2 separate regions of the Homo sapiens genome follow, and region 1 is linked to region 2. A link is a loop called in an ENCODE intact Hi-C map of the cell type or tissue named here. Cell type or tissue: heart left ventricle. All regions are shown on one strand. Links, peaks and the distances in the headings refer to the core of each region. The heading gives the core; the rest is flanking DNA. Region 1 overlaps GALNT18 (polypeptide N-acetylgalactosaminyltransferase 18). Region 2 overlaps GALNT18 (polypeptide N-acetylgalactosaminyltransferase 18).

The links. Peaks named below come from ENCODE experiments on the same cell type or tissue, not always from the same donor. Only the 100,000 strongest peaks of a DNase experiment are listed, where the experiment ranks them.
Region 1: a loop joins it to region 2, with 1.9 times the contacts of the local background. A loop is called at or near these places in 3 of 110 quality-filtered maps.

Annotation. Positions count from the first base shown.
Region 1 is chr11:11,457,223-11,468,749 of GRCh38, reverse strand. All of the region lies in intron 1 of GALNT18 (polypeptide N-acetylgalactosaminyltransferase 18), which reads left to right. Among named protein-coding and RNA genes, the nearest start is that of GALNT18-AS1, 110 kb to the left of the region's middle. In heart left ventricle, for the core only: no CTCF peak of the experiment used is centred there; a DNase peak (open chromatin) is centred at 5,215; H3K27ac peaks cover 1,520 bases.
Region 2 is chr11:11,525,947-11,537,473 of GRCh38, reverse strand. The region is part of intron 1 of GALNT18 (polypeptide N-acetylgalactosaminyltransferase 18); the gene reads left to right. Among named protein-coding and RNA genes, the nearest start is that of GALNT18-AS1, 38 kb to the left of the region's middle. In heart left ventricle, for the core only: CTCF peaks have their summits at 1,743 and 5,712; DNase peaks (open chromatin) are centred at 1,737 and 2,256; H3K27ac peaks cover 3,249 bases.

The DNA of each region.
Region 1 (11,527 bases), core at 2,051-10,050, 69 kb after region 2:
GTAGACCAGCATTAGCGAGCATCCTGTTTGAAAAAGCCCCCAGACCCGAGAATCTTAACTACAAGTGACTCAGGAAAGTGGGGCTCAATGAAGAGTCCCTGAGATCCTCTGTCCTGCAACCTGGCCTGGCTTTGACTCCCAGCAACCTCCCTGCAGCCCCAGCCTCACCTGCCCTTAGAGCAAGGGCTGGTTGGAAGCTTTTTTTTTTCCATCTGTTTCTCCAAGTGTATGCTGGGGAGCACTGCTTCAGAAACACATGAGAAGTTTGTGGTATGGAGAAAAGACTCAGAATCTTAAAACAAGACTTGGCTGTTTCTTAGAGCTGCATGGCAGGCAGGAAGGAGGCGAGCACTCACCAGTGGGGGCCTGGGGACCGCCACAGCCTGTGTCCTTGACAGACTTCTCTTTCTACACCTGAGTATATTCAGGAGCCCTCAACAACTTGCCTTGGGGAGGTGGGTCTTTCCATGCTCAGGCAGGGAAGATGAAACATTATGACGTTCAGATGAGGAAAACAGACCTTGCAGTCATAAGTTATTAAACTTCCAAAGGCTGTGGGACAGAGGAGAATGATAACATATTACTACATCTGAAAGAAGGCATGGTATTTTACCAGCACAACATTTATGATATATAAAAGGATTACAGTATTTTTCTCAGAGGATAAGACAGGAAGGCTTGCTTTGTTATTTGAGATTTGAGATGTTTCTAGTTGACCTGAAGTTCTGCTGATTAGGGAGGGGCTAATTTCTTAAGACTTCTTAGTAATTATCCTGACCCAGACCTTCTTCCCTAGAATCTCTTAGGATGGAACATCTCGGGGTGATCTGTAGTCTTAACAAACTTACCAGGTGGATTCTTGTATACACACTGAAGTTTGGAAACCACTATCCTTAATCCAGTGGTTCTAAATCTTGGCTGCATATTGGAATCACCTGGAGAGTTGAGAAAACAATGAAAGGAAATACTACAAAAGAGATGCCCCAAACCCCACCTCCAGAGATTTTGACTCAACCAGGGTTGGGCCTGAGCATTCTTAATTTGATGTGATTATCTCATTCCCAGTTGACTTAATGTGTAGCCAGGGTTGAGAACTTGGGTTAAACTGTGTTCTCAGCCATGGTGCCTGTCTGTGCCCTGAATGTGCACAATGCATGAGCGTGTGGGCGTGTCTCCTGGGCTGATTCCAACCCTTGGGGACATTTATGGCTGGGACCTGGGCTTGCTCTGGCAAACAGAGTGGTTCCCTTTAAATGCCTGCATCTGGCCATCAGACTGGCATGGCGCCTGTGCTGTGTTCAGAGGATGTTGCTGGAAGCTGGGAGAAAAGCCTCTGCCATATCACCTCTCTCATCTGGCTCTGGGTAAGAAAGGGCTCTGTGAAGGGGCAGGGGTGGCAGCTGCAGCGGAACCAGTGGCACTGGGAAGATTTCTGGCCATGGAGCCATGGGTGACCTAGGTTGGGGCAGCAGCACCTGATGTAGTAGTTGCTATAGAGCTATGAGCCCTGATCCTCAGTGTGGCTTCTGCGTGTCAGTGTGGAGAGACAGCAGAACCCTCCTGCCTGCCGTGGGCACACATAGCATATGCAGCCGGTGGGCACACACGGTGATGTCTATCTTCTCCCCATTAAGGGCCTCCTGCCTCCCGGGCCCCAGGTTCGGAAGATGTTCTCCTCCGCACATACTGCCTGTGTGCAGAGATGAGCAGTTCATTTTCCATCTTTTATTAATCAAAGACACATGTAGCTGTTAATCAGGGCTTCTGACTCCCAGTAGGTAAGAAGATTTTCTACTCTGAGCCTTCTAGAAATTGCACATAAGCCAAGTAATGGGTCCTTTCATTGATCTGCGTGTGTCCTATTGCCAGGCCTTTTGGAAGCAGTTTGAAGAGCTCAGGAACACCCTGCCCAGGTCTCCCTTCTGTCTTGCTTCCCGCTCATTCCTGCCCCAACTTTACCTCTCTGTGTCATCTTTAGCAAGTCCTCCAACCTCTCTGATAGAAAAAATGCCTTGGCCTCATCGTTTCCCCTGAGAAAGGAGACAGATGAACTCATTAGCTTTCATGGTTCAAAGCACCTTCTTTGGCCACAGACCCTTTCTTTAAAGGGTTTCTTATGCAAAATCCTAATAGGTAAACAGACTGAATTAGAGCTATTCTGGCAAAGGAGGAAAGAGGGGTCTCAGACTCCCCTCACCCCTCTCTCAGGGTCCACTGTCCCCAAGGGGGCTCCACAGACTCTTTTGGAAACCTCAGTTGTAAATAAGTTATTTTCAATGGGGGATCATCCCTCCTTTCCTGGGTGTCCGTATCAAAATCTTGGGAAAGTCAAGTGGCACATGTACTTTGAAAAATCATATTTCAAAATGGCCATTGTTTCTATTTGTTTTCATTTGTGATACCTAATTTATTTTCAAATTTCAAGTAACATGAAAGGAGGGTAGGGATTTCAATATTCACGTAAAGGTGGCACTGGTTTATAAAGGTTGCAGTCCGTTGATCTACATCAGTGTTTTGCAAAATGCAGTCACAACCCACCCAGCAGGCCATGAAATCAATTTACTAGGTCATGAACAGCATTCCTTCTTAATAGAATATTACAGAATAAAACAGAATGTGTCAGAGTTAATCACACATGGTCATGCTAAAGATTGTTTTGTAACCTCGTTTCCCTTATATCTGTTTGCGTATAATGGGTGAAATGCAAAAAATACAGTTTTGTAGGTTATGATTGAGAAGAGCTGAGAAGCACTGGTCTGGATGGATGCCTCCTGTGGTTCCTTTGGGCCCTGACTTTGGCTCACATCCACATCTGGGAGACCTTCCTACCCCCTATGTTGAGCAGAGCACTGGTGAGCCATGCAGTGAGGCCAGGGAAGAAGGCAGAAGTACTCAGCAGTATGACAGTGCAAGCCCCTCCCCTAGAGATAGCTGAGTACCCTACATAAATATCGTGCAGTAATTCCACATCCTCCTGGGGCCTGGCAGAGGAGAAGAGGTTAATATGGAGCCAGCTGACCTTGCCCAGGTCCATGGTCCAGGAGCTAACCGTGGTATGTCTTATACAGGTGGGTGAAGCAAGTGTATGAAGTGGTCTGGGCACTCCATTTCTCTACCCCTGATCAGCCCCAGCAGCAGAGAAGCTTGTCACCTCCAGGCCTCTCTGGTTCCCGGAGGCCATTCTCAAGACCCTTCCTAAGCTGTGCTTCCTGACCTCATGGCCAGGTGGCTTTGGCTTCTGTGGCTACTGAGCTGCCATGGATACGGATCACGAGCCCCAGGATCAGAGGGCAGCGTGACACCGTCCGTGCAGCCTGGAGGAGCAGCACTCAAGCTTTGAGTAATCCTTGGTGTTTTCCTGCACAGTGACAGCTCCATAAGGTGGGAATCTCTGCTTCCTAGCCCTGGGCTACACAGTGTGATGGATGACCCTGCCCACCCAACTCCCCAGTCTCAGGGGAAATCAGTCTAAATACAGACCCTCCCACTGTGGCATTCAGCTCCCGGTGCCAATGTGGCCTCCTTGACATCCCTTCCTCCCCTGACCTCAGCAGGAATGGGGCTGAGGATCTGGGAACAGACCTTCCTCAGGCATCCCAAGGCACCTCGCCCAGGTTACCAGTGGGATCTGTATTCTCTCTGTCCTCGTAGAGAGGATAGAGAAGTTGCCTTATGTTCTAAGTTACTCTGTGTACTTGACTCTGGTGGGGAAGACAAGAAATAATAAGCAGCCACCCCAACAACTCCCCACTGCTCGTAATTCCATCCCCAGCTCCCAGCCCAGCACCTGACCAGTAACAATAATAGTAACAACAGCCGGTGTTTATGTTGCCCATAGAATGTGAAAGGCTCTGTTATTAACTTATTCAGTCCTCACAATAACCCCACAAGGAAGTAGGTAATATGATTATCCCCAATTTTCAACATTAGTAAATGGAGGCACAGAGAAGTTAAGTGACTTGCACAAGGTCACACAGCTAGTGAGTAGTGAAGCCAAGCTCCAAACTCAGGCAGTGTGACTCAGAGGGTTGGCACTTCCCCGCTAGGCTATGCTGCTCTCTGCACTGCTGTATCTTGATGCATATTAATCAAATAAATGAATTTCATTTTATTTACAATGCCAAATTCATGGACTTTAATTTTCACTTTTCTGTGGGTACTCAGAAAAAAGTAGGGCAAGCCAATGTGTCTTTCTCAGTGTGCCAGGGCCCACGAGGGAGCTTCTTTCTGAACCACCCACCAGGAGGAAATGGCATTAGATCTGGGCCCATGCCTCCTTCCTGAAGAGGAGATGTTCATGGGACCAAGACAGGCTGTGCATCAGGGTGCCATCTCTGGGTGCCCACCAACTTTGAGGCATGGTGTGGAGGAGGAACTTCAGGGCTGCAGGGCCTCTGAGCAGAGTCCTCCTTAGATCTGAGCCTAGGAGACCTCGAGTCTCCCGGGAAGGCTGGCTTGGCCTCTCAAGATCTTTCTGGGCATAGGCTTTTTTGTTCACTTTAAAAATCCATTTGTGGAGCAAAAACTCATGATTATGGAAGAAAGTTTAGACTTTGTGGAAAATCCTGGGACCCACTGAAGAAGCCTTGCCTGACCTTGTACAGGAGCTATCAGTATGGATGCTTTTCAAAGCCCATGGCTGACAGAGATAGATAAGCTTGGGACCCCATTCACTACATCTTGGACGTGCAGTTTCTTTGTCCAAAACCTTTGCTTATTTTGTCTGGCTGCAGGCCGGGACTGCCTCCTTCCTCTGCTTCAGGTGCTCACAGAGCAAGACTGGGTTGGTAAATTAAGAATTTGCCAGATGGAAAGGACTAATTTTTCCCCCTTTCAAAATCATGAGCATGACGGTTTTTGCACACATTCCGCCGGACACATACTGCATTCATAATACAGAGCGTCGAGACAGCATAAAGGTTTCACATCTTTCATGTGATAAATATTTTTACCGTCATGCTCAAGAAATGGATTTTGTTTGAAAATGGCCTATTTCCTTTGATGGCTTCTTTGACGTGGATTCAAAGCCTTTCCCTATCCTGCCAGGGCCTGGGGTTGGGAGGGCCTGTTTGTTCAGTTTTTTCGAAGGACAAATCCACTTCTCCCTGATGAAATACAGCTGTGACTGCTGGGGGTGAGAGATTTACGACTTAGGACAGTAATGAAAAGACGTCCAGTGAGCCGACAGCTGCTGGGAGTGATGGCACGCTCAGCCCTGGGGCCACAACAGCTAGGGCTCCCAGGGGACGTGTAAGCAGACCTCAACCTCGCTGGGGCCCTGGCTCGTATTTATCCTTCTGCACTGTACACTACATTTAAAGAATCAGATGTGGGCTAGTTAACTGAATAATATTTCTTCTCACAAGTTTGTTTTTGTAAGTGTTCTTTTCTCATCTTTGAAATGACACATTTTTAATGCTCTTGCTATAAGCAGTGAGCAACCACTTGGGACTAGAAGAATCTGTTTTCAGGATGAGCTTTTGTAGGCTGCTGCGGGCTTCTGGAACTCTCTCTCTCTCTCTCTGTGTGTGTGTGTGTGTCTGTCTGTCTGTCTGAGTGTGTATGTCCATGTGTGAGGATACAGCCAGTGATAACTGAGGGAAGCAGGAACCCTGTTCTCTTGTGGGAGACTGTACTAATAGTTCCAGGGTCTTGTGATTGATATCCTCTCTCTCCACACTGCAGAGCACTGCTTACCCTCCCACCTGCCTGTCCTGTAGGGGCAGGTGCATGCTATACATCTAGACCCAGGCACCAACACAGTTAAGGGGTCTCTGAGAGAGGAGGTTTGCTGGTGTGCCCAGGGCTCAGGCTCTGGGGTTTGGCTGACACCCCAAATACTTGTTCTTTGAGCAGATTGCCTTTCCCCAGAGCCATTTTGCAGGACCCCTCCCGGGTGGTGGAGGGAGCACTGAGCAGGAATGAGGGCATTAAGACCCTTTTTTACTTCCCGGTCCTAGAATCAGCTGCTGCCTGGCTGTGTGACTTCAGGTGGTTCCATTGAACATTCTGCTTCTGAGTGAAAGCCACCAGGCCCTGTGTAAGCCACAATCAGTGATCTGAGCACCTTAGAATTGTGACATTTTAGGGCATGAAGGGATCTTAGAGATCACCTTGTGTTTACTGATGAGAAAAGGGCAGCCTAAAGAAAAGGAAGGGCCGGGTGCGGTGGCTTATGCCTGAAATCCCAGCACTTTGGGAGGCTGAGGCGGGTGGATCACTTGAGGTTAAGAGTTCGAGACCAGCCTGGCCAACATGGTGAAACCCCACCACTACTAAAAAAATAAAAAATAAATAAATAAAAAATTAGCCGGGTGTGGTGGCAGGAGCCTGTAACCGCAGCTACAAGGGAGGCTGAGGTGGGAGGATCCCTTGGACCCAGGAAGTGGAGGTTGCAGTGAGCTGAGATCATGCCACTGCACTCCAGCCTGGGCGACAGAGCAAGACTCCATCGCAAAGGAAAAAAAAAAAAAAAGAAAAGACTTTGCCACAGCCACACACTGAATGTACTGAGAGCCAAGACTAGGAAGTTCCTCCTCTACAGCTGAGATTCTCAGAGTGGGGACCGTGGACCGGCAGCCTTAGCATCCTCTCATAACTTGCTAGAAATGCACGATCTCAGGCCTCCCCTCAGACTGCTGAATGAGAAACTCTGGGGTGGGACCCCACGATCTGTAATCTGACTGCCCTCTGGGTGAAGTCTGATGCTTGCTGCTGTTCCTACAGCACCCCGCTTCCCTTTAAGACCAGAAGAAAGAAACTGGAAACAGGCAGGCTTCCTGGGAGAGGCTGTTTGAGACAGGGGAGCACATGATAGAGTAATATTACAGATGAAAGGTACATATGATTTTTGCAGCTTCATTCAGGCTGCAGGTTTCCCAAAGCAAGGACTCTTGTAGCAGAGCCTTGAAAGGAGTCATGGCGTCTGGCATTGTTCTGGGCTGCAGGCTGTCCTACTGGCAAGGGCCACACTGCTTTCTCCCTGTCTAGCCCAGCTGTTCCCATCCGTGTGTCTGTGTCAGGGAAGCATGCCTCTTTAACATTAGCAGGGTTGGTCCGGCTTGTTCATTCCAATAGATTGATGTGTGGAAACACTGGGAACACTGTTTTATGTGTGAACAGTGTAGTGTATATTTAGAAGTCCGGGTGTCAGCTCCGGGCTGTCAGCTCGGTGGCGGGCGGGAGCGGGGGGGATAACGGTATGTGCTTCAGAGTTTATTATATCTCTCCTAGGCAGAATTCTAGCTTTAAAGGTTGCTTTAAAGTAGCAAGTAATGGCACATATAAATTCTGATTCCTAAGATACAGACATTTGTCACTCTCTAAAATGAGTTTTTTCACATGTACTTTATATAGTTGGCATGGAGTGTAAAAACTTGACCCTTTAATAGCAGCTTTCATTCTGCATAATTTCTAATCAAGGCTATTTCCACTTCTGTGAGTGTGTGTGCACATGCTGAGCCCTGCTGCTCCTACCTGCACCAGCCATCCTAGCCGCACACTCAGACACACCCAGGCCCAGAAGTCCCCCTTGCAGGGGAGGAAAGACCCAGCAGTGCCAGCCCGTCAGGAGTGGAGTGGGATTTTTCTGACGGAGAGAGATCATCCTGTAGTATCTGGACTAAGCTTGCAGAGTCAGATGTCTTCCTGTCCTTTGTCTGCCATGTCAGCCCGGACTGAACTGACTCTGGTCTTTTGCTGGGACCCACCACCCTTCCTGAGTCCTAGCCCACCTAGCTGGAGTTGCCTTCCCTAACTCTTGCCAGTACCTCCCAGAGTGCAGGGCCAAATTCCTGTATCCCTGGCTGTCTTAATCTGTTTTGCATTGCTATAAAAGAATACTTGAGACTGGGTAGTTTATAAAGAAAAACAATTTTAACATTTTTTCTCAGAGGGTTCTGAATCCCCCCTCCCCAAATAAAAGCAACAACAAACTAACAATAGAACTGCAGCTTTAGGGAGTTTTGAAAGCCACACTTAAGAGTAGCCAAATACCAACACCGAAGTCCAAAGAACAGTAGCAGGAAGCCAGTTGGACACTATAATGATTCCGTCTGTGTGGGTCAGGAAGAAACAGGGAGGCAGGAGGGCGACTGCCTCAGTCCCTGCTTTGCACCAGCTAGGGCTCTCCTTTCTACCTTGTTAGTGAGTGTACGAGGGAGGAAAGGCCAAAAGGGCTTCAAGGTCAGGGAGGAGTGGGCAGAGATAAGGCTCCTTCACAGCTCATGGCCACCTGCAGCCCTCAGGTGCGCTGCACCTTTGGAGAACTTGGATGACAGCCCTGCCCAGATTGTACGGGGTGTGTTCACACTCAGTGAGTGTTGGGGTGGACAGAGCCATTTTGCTCAGAGTAGTGTTGGACATGGTAGGCTCTTTGCAAATGTCAGCTATTGGTATTTTGCCTCACTATAACCCTGTGAGTGAAGTATTAGAATCTCTTTTTAATAGATGGGAAAAGCCACACAATGATTGGACTCTTGCTATGGTAGCAGAGTAATGGCCCCTCAAAGATGTACACATCCTAATCCCTGGAACCTGTGAATATGTTACCTTACATGGCAAAAGGGAACTAAGGTTGCATAGGGAATTAAGGTTGTGAATTCAGCTGACTTTTAAAGAGGGAGAGTAGCCTGTATTGCCCAGGTGTGCCTAACGCAACCGTAGGGGTCCTTGAATGTGGCAGAAGGGGCTGAAGAGAAGGTCAGAGTGCTGCGATGTGGGATGGACTTGACCCACTGTGGTGGGCTTTGAAGACGGAGGAAGAGGCCATAAGCCAAGGAATGCAGGCAGCCTCTGGAAACTGGGAAGAGCATGGAAACAGAATCTCTCCTCCAGAGCTTCCAGAAAGGAGAATGGCCCTACCAACACCTTGATTTTAGCCCGGTGAGATGCCTGTCAGACTTCTTACTTTCAGAACTGTAAGATAGCATGTCTGCATTGTCAAGCTACTAAGTTTGTGGTTTTTGCTAGAGCACCATAGGAAACTATTAATACACTTTACCACCTATCTGATGGTTTGCTAAGCACTTTCGGGGTGTCCATCATCTCACTTAATCTTTGCAACAAGCTTAGACATAGACATTATTATCCACATTCGACAGCAAGCTGAGCTTCAGAGAGGTTTAAGAGCTTGATGAGGGTCACACAGCCAATCCAGGGCAGAGGTGCCTCCAGAGCTCCTCAGTCTGGTGGGCTCAGCCCCTAATGGAGTCTGCACTTGGCCTTGCAGTGGGACATCTCTTGGATGGCAGACCCCACCCTACTTTGGGCTGAGGCACCCTGAAGAAGCCTCTCTTCTTCCCTGCAACACTGTTCAGGTGTCAGAGGAAGCCATCCTAGATTTCCTTTGCCATGCTGAATAAAGTCCTCGCACAGAGGATTTTAATGGTGTTGGACCTGAGACTGTCAGGGCTCCTTCCTCCTGATTGGTTCCAAGCTCTTTGCTGTCAGATTCCACTTCGTTCTTTTGGCAGCTCTGAGGATTCCAGGAAGAGAAAGCCTAATTGTGGGGACCATTGGCAAAAGACCTTCGGCTCATGTTTGAATGCAACTCTAGAAACAGAGAAGAAGGGAAGCCCTCCATCAACAGAATAGTGCATTTACTTACCATTATTAGGGCACTTGACATATTCAAGGATGTTTTCAAAAATCTGAAAATTGTCCTTTGGGAGCCTAATCACAAGCAGAGGCATAACATCTTGCTTTGCTGGATATAAGAAGAGTACCGCTATGATGTGCCGAAGTCCCCCTTCTCGCTCAAGTAAAACGCAAACACTGGCTCCATCTTACAGAAGACAAGCAGGGCCCAGGGAGCTGGGGGTTTGCCCAGTGTTGGAGATGAGGTTAGGCCAAGGCTTCCTGTCTCCCAGACCAGCCAGCTTTCCACGGGTCTCAGTGCCTGGCTTTGGCTGGGACCAGGCACAAAGGCTGGGATTTGGATCTCAAGGCTGGGTGTTTGGAAGACAGGGGAGGTCAGGCCCACAGGCCGTGAAGGCGACACAGCAGATGGCAAGCTGAAGGCAGCTGAGGCTGAACGCTGCTGTTCCGGCTGTTTATGATGTGATCCCTCTGCATGGTGGTGTGAGTCCTGCCCTCATTAGCAGTGCTCGGGTGAACTGGGCTTTGATGCTCTGCAAACATGGTCTGGGCTTCTCGGGCAAGGCCCAAGCATCAAGCTTTTTAATGGGAATAATGGTGACTTCTCATCATTGGAAGTCAGCGGGCAGGAGTTTACTGAAAGCCGACAAGAGAAATGTACATTTCTGAACATTCAATTAGCCCTCTTCTTTTTAACCCAAAATAAAGCATGCAACAATGCACTGCAGGAGTGGAAGAAAAGTTTTTTTAAAAAAATCATTGAATTGTACATTTAAAATGGGTGAATTTTATGGTATATAAATTATACCTCAATAAAGCCGCTTTTAAAATGAGGAGTGGAAGAAAAGGAAAACCTTCTTTATGAATTCTTATCTGGGATATTCAGCAATGCTTGCTGCATTATTTGATGCTTAGCTTTCATCTTTCCCAAAGCTGACTTCACAGTGACCTCTGACAGTCGGTTTCCATCTCACAAGTGAAGAAAGTGAAGGCTTGAAGGGACTCTGGGTCTTTCCCAAAGAGAGCGAATAGCAGACCCAGAAGCGGGGAGGGAAGGGGTCCCCAGTGCACTCTGGGAGGAGGACCAGGAGACAGGACCATCTGGGTCTGCACCCCAAGTGTACTTCAGACTCAGGGTCTCGGGGCCCATGGCAGACAGATACCTGGCACCCCAACCTGCCTGACCTAGTTTCTCCTGCCTCCTCTCACTGGGTTCTGGATCTTATCACCAAACAACCAGAGCTTTGCTATAAGCATGGCCTGAGGGCAGAAAGAGAAATAGCAGTGGCTACAGAACTGGCTGCAGGACAAAAGCTAGCCCCCACTCCCCACCCACCCTCAAAGCCTTCTCAGTGATCCCCTCTGCCTGAGAGAGGGACACAGTAAACTGAGTAAACCACAAGAAACAAGAAGGCTCCAGTGGTTTCCTGGGAGCACATCCCTAGGTGCACAAACCGAGGGACAAGAAGCAGAGCTGCCGCTCCCAGAGAGTGCACAGACTAGCTTGGGCAGCGGGCCAGGGGTCCTCAGCCAGGTGAGCTGCGTTCTGGGTGGCTCTGTCTGACCCTTCGGTAGGACTTGACCATTCCTGCGGCCCAACCTTGAGGGGGGAGCCCTAAACCACTTTGACCTCCAACAGCAACCATGCCATTTGACTCCTCTGATTCCCTTGTCCTCCAATCCAAGGAGCAGATATGAGTGCTAGATTCTTGCCTAGGAAGAGGTCCAGGCTACAGCCTCTCCTGCAGTTCCTCCAAAAAACCACCAGCACCTCAGAATTTCTATCTCCAGCGATGGCAAGAGCTGGCAAAATGACTCAGCTTCAGCAGAAGGGGATCTGCAGGGATCTGGTCCTAGAAGGTGAGGCAGTCAGACCTAGACAGGGCTGGGCAGCATTACAATACCCCTTTCACTCTGAAGCCCGTTTCCT
Region 2 (11,527 bases), core at 1,613-9,612:
CCATGCAGACCTACAAAATCTTTTCTCCTTATAAAACATGATTGCCTGTATCCTGGTGACCACATTTTCTAAATTCTCCAAAGAATTATGGTTAAAGGATTTTTTTTTCCCTGACTTGTGTATTCATCTTAAAAGCCTTACAAAGGTAAAGCAATATATTTATCTTTATTTGTATATTGAACAGATTCCTAGGAAATACAGAGTAGGGTAGCACAGTGGTTAAAAATGCAGACTGACTCACAGCTCCACCCCGATTAACTGTGTGACTTTAGGCAAGCTGGATGACCTCTCAGTGCCTCAGTTCCCTCATGTTTGGAACAGGACTAACAGCAGTGCCTCTCCCATAGAATTATTATGAAGATCAGCAGAGTTGATCTGGATAAAGCACTTGCAACAGTGTCTGATCCATAGTGAGCAGTATATTCATTTTTATATAAAACATAAAACATTCTGCTCACTGTGCAGAGTAAAAATGTAACTGCGTGAGATGGCCTGGACAAATCCAGGAAGAACCAGCACCACACATACTTCAGGAAATTAAATAAGAAACTTAGGTAGTGGTGCTGCCTGGCTTTGGCCAAGCCCTGTTCTTTTTTGCCTTAACATTCTGCCTTGAAGCACCACTTTATGAAGCTCTGGTCATTGTTTTTGCAAAGCAGGAATGCACAAGGCATAACAGTGGTGTGCACCTACCACATGTGAAGCTGAACGTCATTTTGCTAAACGCAATTAGCAGAGTCTGTAAGTCCTTCTCTTTAGAGACTCATTCTGGCTGTGATCTATGTAAGTGGCATGCAGGGACCAGGAGGTTTTTTTTTTTTTGTCTCAATTTTCATTTCTAAGATACGGAGTTGCTAAAGGTCTTGGCGGGTTTCATCGACTACAGAGCTGTAGAGGAAGAAGCTGATGTCAGGAAGGGAGAAGTTATCAGAGGCCAGAATAGCAGCATCTGATCAGATCCTAGTGAGGTGTAAGGAGGGGAAGCCCTGGTTTCCTCCCTCTTGCCTTCCTCTGAGGGTCCAGAGCCACCTTGACTGTCTTGGGAGGCAGGATAGAAACCTGGCTTAGCACTGGGGCTTTAGAGCAGACAGACCTAGTTGAACAGCCTGGCCCTGGACCTACCAGTTGTGTGATCTTGGAAACTTCGTTTGCTAACCAGTCCAGTCCTATTCTGTAAAATACAGATAATGTTAGTACCTATGTCACTGAGCTGTTGGATTGAGTTCAGTGAGGAAATGTATACAAAGTGCCTGGAGCTCAATAAATGAAATATTTTATTATTAGTATTGCTGAGTGGTCTTTTCCATGTGTCCAATTTAGCCCAAGGTCTTGATAATTTCATGTCATTTCCTGTACAGGCCCCTTAAAACTATAGTCAGGAATAGCTGGAGAGAGAACCTAGGTTGAAAGATCTGCTTGCTTAGACTAAACCATGAATTACTGTGTACGTGTTTGGATGGGAAATGGGTGGAGGACTTGGACCTCCGTGGATAGGGACCACCCTCTACATGGGAAAGGCCCTCTTGTGATTTCACACAGCTTCTCTGGGGGCTCCAGAGGCAGTTACAGGAAGTGAGGAACAGGCAGGAAAGCACGTCTAGCCAGCAGGCCACTGTGAGGCCCCAGGGAGCAGGACAAACATGGCATACAACAGTCCCCAGGGCAGATGCAGGAGGAAGGTGGGAGCCTGGCAGGAAATGCATTTACTGGGTAGGCTGCAGCTGAAAGCACCATCACTCCCTGGAGGAAGTCACAGGATCTAGGCAGGCGGGCAAACCTAGCAGGGATTGGCTGTGGAAGCTCGGCCGGCTGGGTGGTCAGAAGGTCTGGCCAACGGCATCTGAGCCCAGCCTGTGGGCTGGGGACAGGGCAGGGTTCTCTTCCCTGGGAAGGAGCTGGCATGAGCTTAGTAGCCCTTTTGTGGAAAATGGAGCCCATGAGAACCAGGAGTCAGCCCTAGGACATCAGAACTTGGCCTCCATGGACAATAAGGGCAGCACAGAAAAGAATAATACTGGAGGTTGCATCTATTACTTTGCTATGTGCTTCAAATCACATTATTTCAAATAATCTTCACACCAACTCAATGCAGAAAATGTTATCACCATGTTACTGTGTAAACTGAGGCTCATCTAAGTTAACTGACTTGCCTTGTGTTGCAGAGCTGCTCAGTGGCAGAACCAGGGGTCACCATGTCTGCTCATTCAGTATCTCACGCTTTTACCCATGGTACCAGAGTGCCCTGGTCTCCAACTGGCCGGGGGCCAGGGTCTGCCTCACCAGCAGCTGTTCACACTCATTCTTTTTGTATTATGTAAAAAGCACTGCACTGTGGGCTGAGAGCCATGCAGATACTCCACGGGACTTTGGAAGGGATCTGATGAAGCTCCTTATTCAATTTCCTCAATTTAAAGACAAGGAAATGGTGGTTCAGAGAGGCTAACAGCTTTGCCTGTGGTCACTCAGCAAGACAGTAGTGGAGCCAGGACCCGAACAAGGTCTGCTGGCTCCCTGCCCCATGGCGTCCCCACTGCATTGTGCCGTTTTCCTCCCGTGCTGCAGGGGACATGAGCAGACTGCTGCATGCTGCATGTACTGCTGCTGCTGCACCAGGAACATCAACAGAATCCAGCATTTAAAGGCCACCAGCATACCTCGCAGGACAGGTGGCAGGAGAAATTTGTGTCTGCAGTTGTATTTGTAAACACAGCGTGGAGAATATATCAAGAATCCAGCAAGAACTGCACAGGTTCTATTTGTCTGCTAAATAGAATGAAGTAAGTGCCAATGGAAAATGGATTGAGGAAAAGGTGGAAGTTTTCAAGTCACATAGAATGGCAGGAGGGGTGGTAATCTGACGTCTTGGGCAAGGATAGACCTGTATCTCAGTGTGTATGTCTGTAGCTCTGGCTCAGCTATTGCTGTCTCATCTGTCTCCCTGGCTGGCTAAGCATCTTGAGGACAAGACTGTGTTATATTCACTTTTGCATCAGCAGCATCCAGCACAGGGTCTGGCATGGAGTTGGCATTGAGCAAATGTCTGTTGACTGACTAATTGAAACCCATTACTCAAGATAAGAGTGAGACAAAATGGCTGGTGAGTAGCTCATTCTCCTTTCATATTATGCCTACCATGGGCTAATACTTCCTCCTTCAGAGGGTTCTGGCAGATCTCATGGTCATTGTGTGTCTCTTTGAATATCAGCCTCCCTCAGGGGCCATCAGGTTGGCGATAGGAGTCACCATTGGAGTTTGTTAGTTCTGACCAGCTGTGGTCAAAGGCGTGAACCTATTACCCATGGCTAAGGGCCTGGACACCAAAGTCTGGTTGCCCTAGTTCAAGTCTTGGCTTCATCACTTTCCATGACCTTGGGCAAGCCACTCGACCTCTATAAGCCTCAGTTTCCTGATCTGTGACGTAGGGGTGCTAGCATGGGGTGTGATGAGGCTGCGTGAGATGATGCATAGTGCTGGCACATAGCAACACAGCTCAATCCATGTTAGGTCTTGTACTATAATTCCCGAGGGGCTGGGGTACATGACAGACCCAGCCCTACTCCATCTGCCAGGCAGGCAGTAAGCAAGTCATGGCCCCATGCCACGTCACCTTTGTTTAGAAGCACAAAGGAGAGCAGGAGATAATGAGGCAGAGAAACGAGGCATCTACTCGGAATGGCACTGGGAGAAAATACCAGATACACAGACATGCACCAGGGCAGGCCAATGATTGGATAACATTTTCATTCTGTTTCTTTTATCCATAACTTAGTTATTTAAAGTGCAGGAAAAAAAGCCAGAATACACTGTTTCGTTTGTACAAATAAGGATTATAAATAGCTGTTGTGGAGAGGAGGTAAAGTAGGAGGCAGTGTGGAGAGAGTGGGGTGCCATGGTTAGCCCTGACTCAGTGCCGTAGGGGCCCAGGTCCTGTTGATCTGGAGATGGTACATGTGTCTGTCTCTGAGCGAACGTCGCCTCACTCCTGGTGGCTCCTTAGGGAGACGTATGTGGATAAAGAGCACTGTGGCATTGGAACAGGCTTGGAGGGCGTTAGCATCAGTAGGTATGGCAAAAACAGTAGGATTTGGAACAAGGCAGACCTGGGTACCTGGGTTTGGATCCTGGCTTCCTCATTGACCAGCTGTGAGACTGCTGGCAAGTTGGCTGAGCTCAGCTTCTTCTCTGTAGCCTGCAGGTGATGACAGATCACTAATAGGGCGCCCTGAGGATGAAACAAGCTAAAGAAGCTACCTCATTCCTGGTAGCAGTTCAACAGAACAGGAGTTCATTGCCAGCTTTGGCACAATGGGCAGGTATCTCTGAGGCCAGACAGCTGTAACATTTTCTGGGTTCTGGAGATTACCTAAGGGCTGGGGAGTAACATGGATGGGGGTGGGCAGGGCAATGCACTGGTTACTATGAGGGGGCAGGTGTGCCCAGACCCCACTTTGAGCTCTGAACAGGTCTCAAACTTTGAGCCATCTGACCTTCCAAAGAATTATGACAGTAATTATTATTATGGCAATTATGTAGCACCCTTATTGCCATCTAGTTAATTACCTGGCATTTTAGTTTCCATCAGCAGCATAGACTGTCTGCAAATTATCTGCTGTTGAGTGCTTGCCCTGGCCTTGCCAAGAGAGTAGGCTGAGGGATGAGCTCAGTCTTTCTGAGGCTCCAATTCTCAACCATGCGTCAGTCAGAAAGCACTTGTCCTGGAATTTAATATCATGCATGGCTTTGACCAAGGGTCAGCCTTGAAGCAGCTCAGCGGGAAGCCCTCTGTGTTTTTCCAGGACTGCAGCCATAGACATATTCCATTATGTTGTTCAAGATGATCTGAGCACAGGCATTGACCAGCTTGGCTCTCTTCATGACTGGTGAGCTTTGTCTTTGTATTTAAGAATGCCATTGGATTTTCTTCTTAGCTTCAGTTCGGTTTTATGAGCATTGATTGAGTGCCCACCGTGTGGCCATGACTATGTTCTGGGTAAGGGAGACTGAGAAATAGCACAGGGGAGTGGAAAGGGCCAGGGCTTGGACTCACCTGTGGCTGAACGCCTCTCACTGCTCATTAGCTGTGTGCCTTCAGGATAGTTATCCGAAGACTCTGAGCCCTGGTTTCTTACTTGTAAAAAGAGATGAACGATGGTCTACTTGGTTTTTAGAATGGAGAAATGGTTGTAAAATCCGTGCTCCAGCTCAGGTACTCAATGAATGATAGTCATCTTTTCCTGTTGTTCCTCTCTCCTCTCCGCTCCCTTCCTCTTCCCTGCTTTCTCCTGCGTTTTTTTTACCTTGTCCTCCAGGGGCTTAGTGTTGAGCTGTTGGGCCAGGTAGAGACCTAGGCTAATCATTTCAAAATGGTGTCAGAATGGGAGAAAATGGGGCACTTGGATTCAGAGATGAATGCTCGAAGATAGCTTTCTTGCTGTCAGCCTTGAAAGTTCAGGAAAAAGGTGTATCCTATGCATATGTTCATGACACACACGCATACACAGCTGCAGGTGTGTAGAGACTGCGGTGTATAGTACCTGCACTCACACACACGTGCATCCATACATAAAACACATACACATCCTCACCTATCAGAAGGGGCCTGGCCCGAAGCAGAATATACCCAAATTGTTTACCTGAAAGGATCACAATGAAGAGATCGAGGCAGAGTTAAGGGAGCAAGTAAGAGAGGGTGAGAGACCCAGAGACTCACAGCAGGAGGGAGCTCTTGTTACACCTAGGGCTGGCTGGACAAGGGGAGAAATAGTGTTACCAGGGTAGGGTAGGAACCAGAGCTTTGGAAGCGATGCTGCCTGGTGCAAGATACAGTCCCTGTGGAGACGTGGGCCCAAAGCACTGCAGGAGGGGAAGAAATACCCTGACCACTCTGCTACCCTGTGATCCCCTATGGATGGCTTCCCTTGGCTGAGCCTTACTGAGGAGGCTGGGTGCTGCATAGGCAGGGGCCTCCTTCCCGGGCACAGAGCCTGGCAGAGAAAGGGGGAGAGTAACCAGCCCGATGCGTATGCACTCGCATACACTTATGTACACGCAAGCACAGATTGTCTGAGCTTCTTCCTCCAGGGCACTCAGGACTGGGGAAGGATGAGGGGAACAGGCAGTGGTGGTACAGCTGGCAAGACTTCCAAGCCCCTCCCACATGTCTGCAATGCTAGCAGGGTTCCTAGCCCTGTGCTGTGGACAGGGCTTCCAGCAGGGTTTTCTCAAAGCCTGTATACTGTGCTGCCTCAGTTGCTTATGAGAATCCATGATTGGCTTCTACGCTGCCTGGTTGTTGCTGAAGGCAGCTATGGATTTACACATATTCAGAATAAATCCTCGTGTAGTGTCTTTCTCTTTCTACTACAGCAGCACACTCAGGAGGAGGGAGAGGTACAGTGAAGGCAGCCGGCAAAGGCCTATTGCAGGCAGGGGGCTTGTCCTCAGAGCAGGCCTCAGCCTGGGGTGCAAGGCATGGCGTCACAGTGTTGTCCTCAGTGAGTGCCTTTTTCTTGCCTTTGTCTCCTTGAGGCCCCCAGAGGCTCTGGTAGACTCTCTCCCACTTGACCCTACCTCCTTGGCTCTGCTCTTTTCCAATCCTGCTAGTCTCAGTAGGACTTTTGCCAGGAAGTGGGAGCTGATGGCTCCATGCTGAGCTTCTGTGGGGCACCCAGTGGACAGTACGTTTGTGGTGCTGGTTGACAAGAGAACTCTGTGCTCTCCAACCAGCAGCACAGCTGACCAGAATGGCTTTGGGTCGTGAACACTGAAGGGCTCCACAGGTGACTTTGTCCAAGTGCTGGGCAGGTAGAATGGAGGTCAGGAGCTTGGCCTCCAGTCCCAGCTCTATGTGGTCTGGGAGGTCTGGAGAACTCCTTAGTCTTTTGCCTGCCTTTCCTTTTCCTCTAGAGGATGCCTATGGCACGCCTGTTTGGGTCCGATGGACTTCCAGAAGGGTTAATTGAAAAATGCACTCCAGATCACAAAGCTCACGGGCCTGTCCTGCCCACTGGCATTTTGAGCAGGGTCTTCCCAGAGTGCTGTGTGGATTCAGGTCCAGTTGATGTTGCCCTAATGACTGCTGACAGCACCCACAGCTTGAAGGTGTCTCCTGGGGGCAGAGACAGGGCCCCGTCAGCAGCCCAGGGAAGAGGACTGCCTTCCTGTTTGCTGTGGACAGAGGGCATTTGTTCACTTAAAAAAAATTGCCTTAAGTTATTAAGTGCATGCTAAAGATGGCAGGAATCCAGGGGCCCCTTCCCCACTCTGAGTTGCTTTAGGGCTGGAATTTGCTCGCTCCAGCCTTCCCTCCTCTCTGGCTGGCCTGGCCTCCTTACTAGAGGCATCACAAGCCGGTGCATGTGAATGAGCCTGTGTTGGGGAGGAGGGGATGGAGGGCCTGGCCCTGGGGTGCAATTAAGGCCTTGACTTCAAGCAAAGCTGCTAGGTGGGATGTCAGTATGTCTGTGACACTTGAGCTGTCTTCCAGCTGCCTTGCTCAAGCACCCTTCAGTGCTGAGGTCCAGACTCTGAAGAACTTCAGAAAGATGCAGGAATGTTTCTGTAGAATAATTCATACTGAGTATGAAAGCCAAGGAGAGTTAAACCTGGGTAAAGACATACAGTCATGTACACACTCACACACATACACACTCATACATATGTGGTCAATCTCTAAGACACTCACAGACATACACACATTCACATATAGGTACATGTGCATACGTAGGCACACACTCATATACAGTCTCTCTCTCTCTCCTTCTCCCCTCTAACATGCACGTGCACACATGTGGCAAACATGATCTACATATGTCTCTGTGTGTGTGTGTGTGTGTATATATATATATAAGGAGATTATTATAAAGAATTGGCTTACACTATTATTGAGGCGGAGAAGCCCCAAGATCTGAAATTGGTAAGCTGGAGGTCTATGGGAGGCCATGGTGTAGTTCTGAGTCTGAAGACCCGAGAATAAGGAGAGCAGATGGTGTAAGTTCCAGTCCAAAAGCTGGCAGGCTTGAGACCCAAGAAGAACAAATGTTCATTTAGAGTCTGAAAGCAGGAAGAGACCAGTGTTCCAGCCCAAACAGTCAGGTAGGAGGGGTTCACTCATTCACAGAAGGGTCAGCCTTTTGTTCTATTCAGGTAGGTCTTCAACAGATTGGATGAAGGCCACCCACATATAGTCAGTCTACTGATTCAAATGTTCATCTCATACAAAAACACCCTCAAGCATATCCAGAATAATGTTTGGCCAAATATCTGGGCACCCCATGGCCCAGACAAGTTGACACATGAAATCACATCTGGTACCTGGTGACCTCATGCATCAATGGGTATCCTGGTGAAACACAGGGAAGGCACTAGTAGTACCTCCTGGAACTTTTGGTAAACCCCTGGAATACAGAAGAGGCTGTTCTCTTTGATGGACCCTTTAGTCATTCGACCATGGAGCTAGCAAGGTGTCTTGGCCAAGACCCACACTAGCCCTGAGGGCCTCTCATAGTAGCAGAATGTCAAAACTCTGCCCATCAGCTTATCTGAAATGACACTTCTTATCTTTCACTCCTCCACTCCCTGGGTTTAACAGCAAATTTTTGCCCCATGGTTTGCACCAAAGGCTTGGGCATTATCTTTGAAACTCCCATGCCCTCTTCCCCTATATCCTTTTTGAATTGAGTCCTGCCAGTTTCTTCCTTTTTAATATTCCATTCTCAAATCTATCACTTTTCTCTCTCTACCCATTGGTATCACCCAGGTCCTAGCTCCCATCATGTCTTTCTACTTTCCTGCATCTACCTCCTTGGTGGTTCCCTTGTTCTCAGTCTTGCCCCGCATAGCCCATCATCCACATGCTTGTCAGGGAGATTTGTTAACAAAAAGATCTGACAGTATCAGTCTCTGATTAATTCCCCTTATCAGCTTCTCATTGCCTTGTAGAGTTTGCAAGCTGATTCCCTAAAGGCCAAATTCAGCTCACACTTAAAGAATCTGATTGCCTTTACAGCTGAAGGTGTGTACCTTCTGGTTTGCCACAGTCCTCACAACTCCTTACTGTCTTACACCTGCCCACTTCTCTCCTTGGTTACTTGTCTAGTCTCTGAAGTAAGAGGCCCAAACTCTTCCACACCGCATTTGAGTTCCGTCAAAATTTGGCCTTAGTTGACCTTCCTAGTTGGAATTTTAGGCAATTCTACCTAAGTACTCTGTGCTTTAGCCTTCCTAGTCTATACGTTTCCACAAACACACAATATTATTCTGCATTTCCATGCCTTTATCCATGTCATTCAGTTTGCTTGGGTGGCCTTCCTCTTTTGAACTCCTGAATAATTTCCAATTATCCTCTAAGACTCTATTCATATGTCACCTACTCTCTGCTGTCTTTCCGTAACATTCTCTAGGACTCAGTTTCCTCCTTTGTAAAATGGGGGTAATCACAGCACCTATGTGATGGAGTTGTTATGAGTATTAAATAAGATAACCCATGCTAAGTGCTTAGCACAGTATCTGGTATATCAGAAATGCTCAGCAAATATCCAGCTGCCAGCCTGCCTGGCATCTAGAGGTATTGGTGGTTTGGGCAGTGGCAGGGCCTCTGCTGTTTGTCTCCTGCTAGGGTGCCTGAGTTTAACAGTCTCTTACTATTCACAGTTTAAGAAAATAGAGAATAATTGATGTCCATCAGGCAATGAATAGAAAACAGCTCATTGCAGATGCCTGGCTTTGATGGGCTCTTCAAGACTGAGGGGAGGAATTTGTTATGCCCAGAGAGCTCTGTTCTAGAAAGCAGAACATGGAAAATAAAATCTGGCTTTATAAATACATTTAGACTTAGGGTTTTAAAAATGTATAATATATATTTAATCTTGAAGAATTTTAAATATTTCATGGGCCATTGCTCATGGCTTGGTACCTCTAATTGGTGAACCTTGGTGGCAGAGACACTGCTTTGTGGCATCTGTTTACAGTTCTGTAGAATAAAGCTCATGTGGACATTTACTTAGGAAAAATCTGTGAATTGCAGAACCACGTAAGAATAATAATTATTGTCCCTGTTTTGTACCGGAATGAGCTGACTGCATCAGCCCAGAGACTCGAAAGGCAAACAAGTATCTGCAGGGGTAAAAAGAAACACCCCAATCCAACAGCAGACCATGGGGACATTTGATCAAAAAAGTGTCTTAGATAGTGAAACATAGGTTCTGTGCCAGATTTTCTTCATGCAGAGAAAAGCTACTGTAGAAGCAGAAGCAGATGCTGCTCGTCTCCATCCTTAGTGCAGAGTTGGCAGGGGACAGGGGTTGGGGGGTGCCTTCAAGACAATGAAGACTTTTGGAAGGATCACTATGCAGGGAGTACAGACCTAGACAGGAAACATTCCTGGCCAGGAATGCCAAGGTCATTGGCAATCTGGTGTCAAGGCCTGGAGAAATGCATTTATAAATGAGAAAGCATCTTCCCTGTGTCGGGCTCCTTCAAGAGAGGGTACCCACATCAGATGATAATTGTCATAGTCTAGGTGCAAGACTCCCACAGACATTGAGGAACCTGTCCATCTTAGAGTGTGGCGTGGACTCGACTGGATTGCTGTTCACTGACAGCTGCTGTGCTCCTGCGGGAGAGTAATATTCCCCACTTTCCCTGGATTTCACACTTGGCCATGTGACTTATTTTGGCTAAATAAATGTGAGCAGAAGTGACATGTCACTTTCAGGTGGAAAATTTAAGAGCCAATATATGCTCAATGGTCAATGGTACAGGTATTCTAGCAGCTCTTTTCCCAATGTAAGGGTGACAATGATGACACAGGAGCAGAGATCCTAGGTGATCCTGATGGACGTGTAGCCTGAGATGTAGCCTTTGTGATATAAGCTACCGGTATTTGGGGTGTTTTTGTTACTGCAATATAACCAGCTCTCCCCTGACAAATACACTATATTTTTAAAAGAAATATATTTTTAAAAGAAAGAATGATGTATTTATTACTTCCATGAATAACTACATATGTTCTGGTTTTTATAGCAGAAAGACAATGAAAGAAGTAACTATACATGCCAGAAAGGGACCAGCGCTGCATTTTTAAAGGAACATCAAAGACTCCAGGAGTCTACTTGTAAGAGTCTATGAATTTATTCACAAAGTCGTGCTATTCTACCATCACACAAACAGTCTGTCACTCACAGAAATGTTTGATCCATGGCCGGGCCCATGGCTTGCGGGAAATTGTTACATGGAAAAGCCGATACTGGCTTCCCTCCCTCCACCCACATCTAACTTCCTGGTCTTCCCTGATGACATCCTGCCTTTATGGCTTTATACATCCCTGACTGCCTGCCTAAAATGCCATTGCTCTCTTTTCTTCCAACATCCTGTCCCTGAGAACGCCTAGCATACTTACAGCAAATGTCTACACTGCCTCTGGAGCCTTTCTCATACCTTTCCCCCACTCCAGGCAGATGGAAGTTTCTTCCGTGTCTTCCAATTGCCAACTGGTCACCCCCATTAGCATGTTGCAGTGACACCTCAA